Linked DNA regions of Homo sapiens: regions 2 and 3 are each linked to region 1. A link is a loop called in an ENCODE intact Hi-C map of the cell type or tissue named here. Cell type or tissue: endothelial cell of umbilical vein. All regions are shown on one strand.

Evidence for each region. Hi-C counts contacts between places; a loop is a spot of excess contacts. Peaks named below come from ENCODE experiments on the same cell type or tissue, not always from the same donor. Only the 100,000 strongest peaks of a DNase experiment are listed, where the experiment ranks them.
Region 2: it touches region 1 in a loop (6-fold over the local background); 12 of 110 quality-filtered maps call a loop at or near these places.
Region 3: a loop joins it to region 1, with 4 times the contacts of the local background. A loop is called at or near these places in 16 of 110 quality-filtered maps.

Annotation. Positions count from the first base shown.
Region 1 is chr11:86,482,983-86,485,482 of GRCh38, reverse strand. The region is part of intron 7 of ME3 (malic enzyme 3); the gene reads left to right. Among named protein-coding and RNA genes, the nearest start is that of CCDC81, 110 kb to the right of the region's middle. RefSeq lists an enhancer at 822-1,116. In endothelial cell of umbilical vein, no CTCF peak of the experiment used is centred here; a DNase peak (open chromatin) is centred at 1,042; H3K27ac peaks cover 2,500 bases.
Region 2 is chr11:86,576,813-86,579,312 of GRCh38, reverse strand. All of the region lies in intron 2 of ME3 (malic enzyme 3), which reads left to right. Among named protein-coding and RNA genes, the nearest start is that of ME3, 95 kb to the left of the region's middle. In endothelial cell of umbilical vein, no CTCF peak of the experiment used is centred here; DNase peaks (open chromatin) are centred at 1,092 and 2,202; H3K27ac peaks cover 2,500 bases.
Region 3 is chr11:86,558,593-86,561,092 of GRCh38, reverse strand. It overlaps ME3 (malic enzyme 3), which reads left to right. Exons shown (of 15, transcript NM_001161586.3): 3 at 1,270-1,403. Among named protein-coding and RNA genes, the nearest start is that of ME3, 110 kb to the left of the region's middle. RefSeq lists an enhancer at 1,391-1,892. In endothelial cell of umbilical vein, no CTCF peak of the experiment used is centred here; a DNase peak (open chromatin) is centred at 1,462; H3K27ac peaks cover 1,512 bases.

The sequences.
Region 1 (2,500 bases):
TAAAGCAAATTCAAGGGTCAGCTGCATTAATAGAGGCATAGCATCTAGGACAAGGGAGGTGAATGTCACAATTCATTATCTCCATTTCAGAAATCCTGAATACCACATCCAGTGCTAGAGAAGCTACATTGAGGGTTAAAAATTACCTAAAGTGCCTTTGGAGTGCAATAACTACGATAGTGAAGAGAACCAAAAGCTGAGCCTGGTAGAGAGAAGACTCAGAGACTGCTCTGTCTATGTCAGGGACGTGCTAGTACCTCCAGATTCTAAAAGCTCTTCTTTCAGAAGAGAATTGGACTTGTTTGTATGTATCTACATGGAAAAGAACCAATTGGTGGAATGCTAAAGGAAGCACTTTTCAGCTCAAAATAAATCAGGGCTGTCTCACATTGCACTGGACTGTCTGTGGGAATGAGTTCCCTGTCACAGAAAGAGTTCAAGGATAGGTTGCATGGCTTATTTGTGGTGATATTATAGGAAGGAATTCAAGCATCAGATGTTCTTTAAGCTGCCTTCCCACCCCAGTATTCTATTCTAACCTCTTAAAAAAATCCTCTGTAGCCAACCGGATAGGTATTATTATTCCCATTTTATGCAAGAGAAAACTGAGACTCAGAGAGGCCAAGTTAGCTATCTCAGGTCACACAGTACCTGTCAGGACTACAAGCTGAACCCAGGACTACTGACTCCAAGTACAGACTCTTTCTACAATGCTGTGTCACCTGTGGATGAAAAGAGAAGGGAATGAAATTGGCTTTGAAAGCCCACTTTTTGCTTCCTGTTTCCAGGGCTCACTGCTTATCTAATGAGTCAGTAATCATTCTGTGATTCCCCACAGAAAAGTATTGCTATTCGTGTGAGAAGGTTAAATAAACTAGGATGTAAGAAGCTGTTCAAACTATCCTCAAAATCAGTTCACAGTTTTACAGACACACACACACAGGCAGTCCGGGAGCGGGGGGCGGGATCCTTGGGGAGGGGCATGCGTCAGCCAACAGGAATGTGTCATTAAACAGAAAACATGATGGATTGATGGTTGGTTGTTTTGACTTTCTAATAAGCTATAGCAGATGTTTCTGTGGATACTGTAGGTGGGGAATGAGCTGGTCTCCCCAAGCACTCTTGGGAATACAGTAGCTCCAAGACAGAATGCCCAGCCTGGGGGTGAGTCAGGAGTTCCAAAGTCAAACACAATGTATTTTAAGAAAGAACCTTGGGAAATGTTGACTCCTGCTTTCAACATCCTCATCTCTGTCCAAACATCCTGCTAATAAAAAGCTCCACCTTCCTACCCCTACCCACTAATGGGGATGTATGTTAAGATTTTTTGGCCTGAAATAAACTTACTATGGCTCAGTTCCTGCCGTGGAGCTTGGCCACTGAGGAGAACCTGCCAGGACAGAAGGAATCTCCATTTAGTCTGTGAACCACAGCAACAGACAGCTGGGAGTGTCCTTCTCAAAGCTGAGACAAAGACTGATGGCAAGGACTGATTGCCCCACTCTTCCCGCTCTTTCCCTGTCATGCAGTGGATGGGTGCATTGTACCCGGGCACCACCTCCTGCTGTCACGAGTTTTCCCTGATGGTTTCCATTCACATTTTTCATTTCTGTTACTTACAGTAGCAAGGATGGGAGTTGACTGTGTTCTGAGTTTGCACCTGGAGCCCTAACTCTGTCTGATAATTGGCCTGGGCTGGACAGAAACTTGATGTCAGCAGCAGCTTTGGCCTTTAGGCAGGCCAGGAAAGGAAATCACCCGCTTCTTCCCTAGTTCCCAAACCCTAAATACAGGGATTCTTAAGCTGCTTAGATGAGAGTGTTAAAGAAGGGAAATAATAAATAAACCTTTTTAAAAAGTCATCTACTTTTTAGCTCTAGGAAAATTTTTTTTTTAGTCTCTCCATTTTGTTGTCTCTGTGCATTCATTCATTCATTCTCTCTCTCTCTTTCCCCTCACCATAATCACACACACACACGTAATCCCTGAGATACACACCATATTGGAAATCACAATTTCTCTATTAGTGCTCTTTGTAGAAACTTCTAGTTTTCAGAGAAATTCAGACAGCCCTTGGCCTCTCTGATATCTGGAGCCAGTTACCACAGGCCCACTCCTTAATGTTACCTTCCACACTTGATGTGAGCCCCTGTCCTTCCAGAGCCAACCCCGCTTGCTCCAGCATTCATTCTCTGTGTCACTTCAACCTAAATGGGACTCCTCCCATTCCATCTCTCCTCTGCTACTCATCCCACTTGTTTCTACCTTTACATTTGGACGGCTACCCTAAAGGTTTCTGTTCAAATATACGTACTGTCAAAATGACTAGATGTCTCTACTGTGCCCTGATCAGATTTACAGGGATCAAAGGAATTGTTACTTGTCGGGCCTTTGTGCAGAGCAGAGCACCAAAGTTAAAGCTAAAAACAAGGAGATAAGATTCCAAGACTGTTCACTTGCCTCTTGATCTGTGGTGTCAAGGAACACATCTGTTTCTTTT
Region 2 (2,500 bases), 94 kb before region 1:
TGGACCTGCACACCTGAGCTCTAGTAAATGTACCACTTGTGCTATTCTGCTGAGCATTGAGTCTGCTGGGCACGAAACCAGCCTACATAATTTGAAATTAATTCTGAAATATGAAAGGGTATAAAGAATACCGGTTCAAATGAAAAGATCATTAGACTGAAACTCAGTGAAGGCAGGGGCTATATATATTTAGTCTCTTAATGTATATCTAATGCCTAGTACAGAGCTGGTACTCAAAACATACTTGTTAAATGAATAATTCATTTAATATGAATGAATTAATGAGCCAACAAGGTGAAATAGAACTCAAAATTCAAGTCTCATTTCTAGAACTTGCTAGAGCCATGATTTTAGGCAAATCATTGAACTCTCTCAGCCTCAACTTTCCTATCTGCAAAATGGGAATGACACTTTGACAGCCTACCACATAGGGCAGTGGTTCTAATGAGTAGCAAAGTTTCAGAACTACTATCATAGCAAATAAAACTGCTTTGTAGACCCTAACAAAGCAGTGAAGTGTAAACAGTTGTTACAAATTCAGTCCAAAATGGCCTCTGGATTTTGGAACTCCTGCTTCTTGGTGTCAAGACAGAGAGGGTGACTGATCGCTGTGATCTCCTGTGCACCACAATGGTCCACTTTCTTCAGGACAAAATGACTTCCTTCCTGGTTCACCTGATAAGGTGGCAGAGTTGAGACTGAAGCCCAGGAGAATGAGGATTTGGTTCATATTAGGGCTGGAACAGGTTAACAGCCATCTGTTGGACACTTGCCCTGTCAGATGAGCTTGTCCTTGGTTGTCTCGTGTCCAGTTCTGGCACCCCGCCCACTTATTCGCACGCACCAGGAATGCATGTACAGTGCCTATTCTGAGACCCTCCCAAAGTGTGTCTGTTTGTTTTCTTCCTTCTGGTCACAGTTCATCTTTTGACCCAGTCCTCCCAAGCTGAGTCCATCAAAGTGCTGTTGTGTTGCTGGAGGAAAGAGGCTACTTCCCTTGTTCTCTGCTGCTCCCCTGCCTGTAACCTTCCTCTGCTATTACTTTGTTGCAGTCCAGCTGACTCAGAGGGCCATTAGGGTGCCAAGAACAGTATTATTTAAATTTTAAATAATAGTCTCTTGGGAAGAGAGGGTCATGAAACATTCAGAATAACACAGGGAATTTTGCCAAGAGAGTGATTCATAATCTTTCCAACTATCCACCTCTGTTCCCTTGTTCGGTCGGGATGGACAAAATCCTAAAGTCACCAAGTATTTCAGGAGCAGATATGAAATTTCTCTTGAAAAGAAATGGAATCTCTTCCACGCTGGTTCTTATCCAACAACTTCGCAAAAACTAATCTTTCAATAGCAAAACAATTGAAATAGCCATTATTCTCAAATGTTGTTGTATGGCATTTACTAGCCACACACCCTTGACATGTCATTGACCCATCTAAGCCTAGATATTTCCTCCTATAAATGGGGATAATAAAACCAGCCTGTCTAGGATCAAATGACGTAAGCCATATGAGAGCATTTTAGAAACAACGAAGCAGTAAAAATATGCAAGATATTATTTATCATTGGCAAAGATATTGGGCAAGGCATATAGACACTTGTGTAATGAATTTTATTTTTATAAAGCACTTGAGTTAATAACATAGAATATAAAAATGAGCTCATTTTTTAAAAAGTTATGATTCCTTTCACTTCCCCTGGAATGGGAAATTCTTCATTTTGGTTAATATGCTGCAGGAGGCACCAACTTAATACCAACACTGTGCCAAGTGAGGTTTTAGGAGCTGTGTGAGGAAAGTAGTGGCAGCCCTAGCATCTAGCAAGGCACCCAGAACAGAAGAGGCCCCCGACATTTGTTGAATGAACAAGTGAATGAATAAACAGGCTGCAGAACTTCCACTCTTCCATGGAGGAAGACAGTGTTTAGGAAAGCAGCCTGAACCTCCAGAAATCTAAGGTTGGGGTTGGCAGTCTTCTCATTCTCATTCAGCAGAGTGCTGTGAGGACCCTAGGAGGTGTGTGCATGTGACTCCAAGGCCCTCCTCAGCTTTGCTTTTCTGATCCCCTATCTGTGCAATCTCTTTGGCAATGATCTGGGTCAAAATGGACTCAGTGCTGTCTGAGTAACCTTGTTTCTCTAAATGATATTGGGTCATTTGCTTGTTTCCTAAAGCACAGTTGTGTCCATTGAAGGTGAAAACAGGCTTTAGAATGGGAACAGGGGAGGGGGAAATCCTGCCCAAAGAGTGATGAGATAAGAAGCTTTCCATCCTGCTTCTACCACAACAGGAATCCAGGGGACTTGGCTGATTATTTGAAAGGAAAGATGGCAGAATTGGGTTTGGAACATAATGAGCTTAACATTCAGGTAAAGAAAAGATGCAGCCTAGCAGTTTCCAAATTTGAATAGAATCAGAGCCAGCTAAGGGAATTTAAAAATACATAGGTTCTCTGATTCCCCAGCATAACTGCCAGTTTCTGGGGATGCTTTCAAGTGCTT
Region 3 (2,500 bases), 76 kb before region 1:
GCATGACTTTTGGCCACTGATCAAGGTCCGTATCAACAGTGATAATCACATTTATTATATGTACCCCTGGTCTGATGTGATGAAAATGGCACTCTACTTCTGTGATCTTCCTTCCAAAAACCCATAACCAAAATCCAATCATGAGAAAAACATCAGACAAGTTCCAGTAGAGGGGTATGTGCAAAATACCTGACCAGGGCTCCTCCAAACTGTCAAGGCTGTCAAAAACAAGGGACATCTGGGAAACTGTCAAAGCCAAGAGGAGCCTAAGGAGACATGATGACTAAACTTAATACAAGATCCTGGATGGGTCCTGGAAATATATATATATATATATATATATACACACACACACACACACACACATACACACACACACACACACACATATCATTATATACATATATTTATCTATCTATATACAGTTAGATAAAAACTTTAAAAAATCTGAATAAACTAAAGGCTTTAGTTAATAATAATGGATCATTACTGGTTCATTGACTCTAATGAACGTATAATACTAATGTCAAATGTTAATAATCGGGACACTGGCTGAGGGGGTATATGGGAACTCTACTGTCTTCTCAGTTTTTCTGTAAATACTGTTTGTATTAGTCCGTTTTCACACTGCTATAAAGATACTACCTGAGACTAGGTAATTTATAAATGAAAGAAGCTTAATTGACTCATAGTTCCACATGTCTGGGGAGGCCTCAGGAAACTTACAATCATAGTAGAAGGTGAAGGGGAAGCAGGCACATCTTACATGGCAGCAGGACAGAGAGAAAAGGAGGAAGCACCAGACACTTATCAAACAACCAGATCTCATGAGAACTCACTCACTATCACAAGAATAGCATGGGGAAAACTGCCCCTGTGATCCAATCACGTCCCACCAGGGCCCTCCCTCAACACATGGGGACTATGGATTTGGATTACAATTCAAGATGAGATTTGGGTGGGGACACAGAGACAAACCATATCACTGTTCTAAAAAATAAAATAAAACATATATATTAAGAAAAAGAAAAATGCTGATGATACAGATAGTTTCCCCATTTTTTCCAATGAGGAAGCTGAAGTTCAGAAGCATCAAAGTAACTGGCACAAGATGACCCTCCTACTTTAATAGCAGAGGTGGAATTTGAGTTGAGGGCCCTTTCTACTGAGTCACACTGACTTTTACCTATCTGTGGGTGGGACCCCTTCTGTTCCTTTGTCTCCTGAGTATGCACTTATGTGTGGGTGTTCTTTTCCTGTTTTTCCCAGGGGATGGCCTTTACCCTTGAAGAAAGGCTGCAGCTTGGAATCCACGGCCTAATCCCGCCCTGCTTTCTGAGCCAGGACGTCCAGCTCCTCCGAATCATGAGATATTACGAGCGGCAGCAGAGTGACCTGGACAAGTCAGTACCTAGTGTCTGTTCTCTCTGTCTGGTCCTTGGGCTGAGCTGTCTGTTTCCTGTGCTTCACAGAGGGTTTTCTGGAAACTCTCCAGCTAAAAAAGGCTGAGAGCCCAAAGAGATCCCAGACTCAGCCCTACCTTCTAAAGGATTCATGGTCTCCCTGAGAGACAAGGCTTGTTATGACTGAGACACAGCTGACATGTCCTGGGGGAAATGGGAAGGGAAACTGCATTCCAACTAGTGGAATCTGGAAGGGCCTCTGGGAAGTGGTAGAAGCTGAGTCAGCATAAGAAGCACTGATAAGATTTCAGCAGACAGCAATGGGGTTCAGGGAGAACATTTCACTGAGAGGGACGAACTGGAGCAAAGAGGTAGAGACAGGCCTGTTAAGGAAGTAGTACGTGGCTTGGGTTCCTGGAATTAGGGGGACGTGGTGGGGGAGAGGGAAATGGACAGGGGACACCTTAGGATGGACCTAGATGTCATTTGTTGGAGGCTATGGGCAACAGTTAATAACCCTGCCTCCTCTGTGAGTTCTCCTCCAATGGGGATCCAGACATAAAGAGAAAATGGGGAATCACAGGGTCAACTTTATCAGCTTTACTAAAGGTAGTCACTTCCCAGGTTGAATGGCTATAAATGGGCGTGGCTAGAATTTGAACACAGAGACCTGGCTCCAGAGTCTATGCTTTTCATTTCTCTGCTATGCCACAGCTAAGATGCAGCAGGGACCAGTGGCTACAAGACCAGACTCTAGTACTAGACTGAGTTCAAATCTATATTCTACCTCTTAATGGCAAAAGTTACTTAGCCTCTATGGGTCTTTTCCCATTGGTACGATGAGTACCATAGGGAAAACTCATAGGGTTGTTATGAGGATTAAATGCCTTAGTATTTGTGATGTGCTGAGAACAGTGCCTGGCACATAGTAGGCCGTATGTCAGTGTTTGTCAAGTAAATATGTCACCTTGTTATTGGCTCTAGCAGAAATGTAGGAAGAAGATAAGGAATCCCCCTCTTAGAACAAACAAACTATAGAACTTGGCCAGTTCTATCTATAGAACAAACTGGCCAAGACTTCGGGTCCCTGAGGGTGT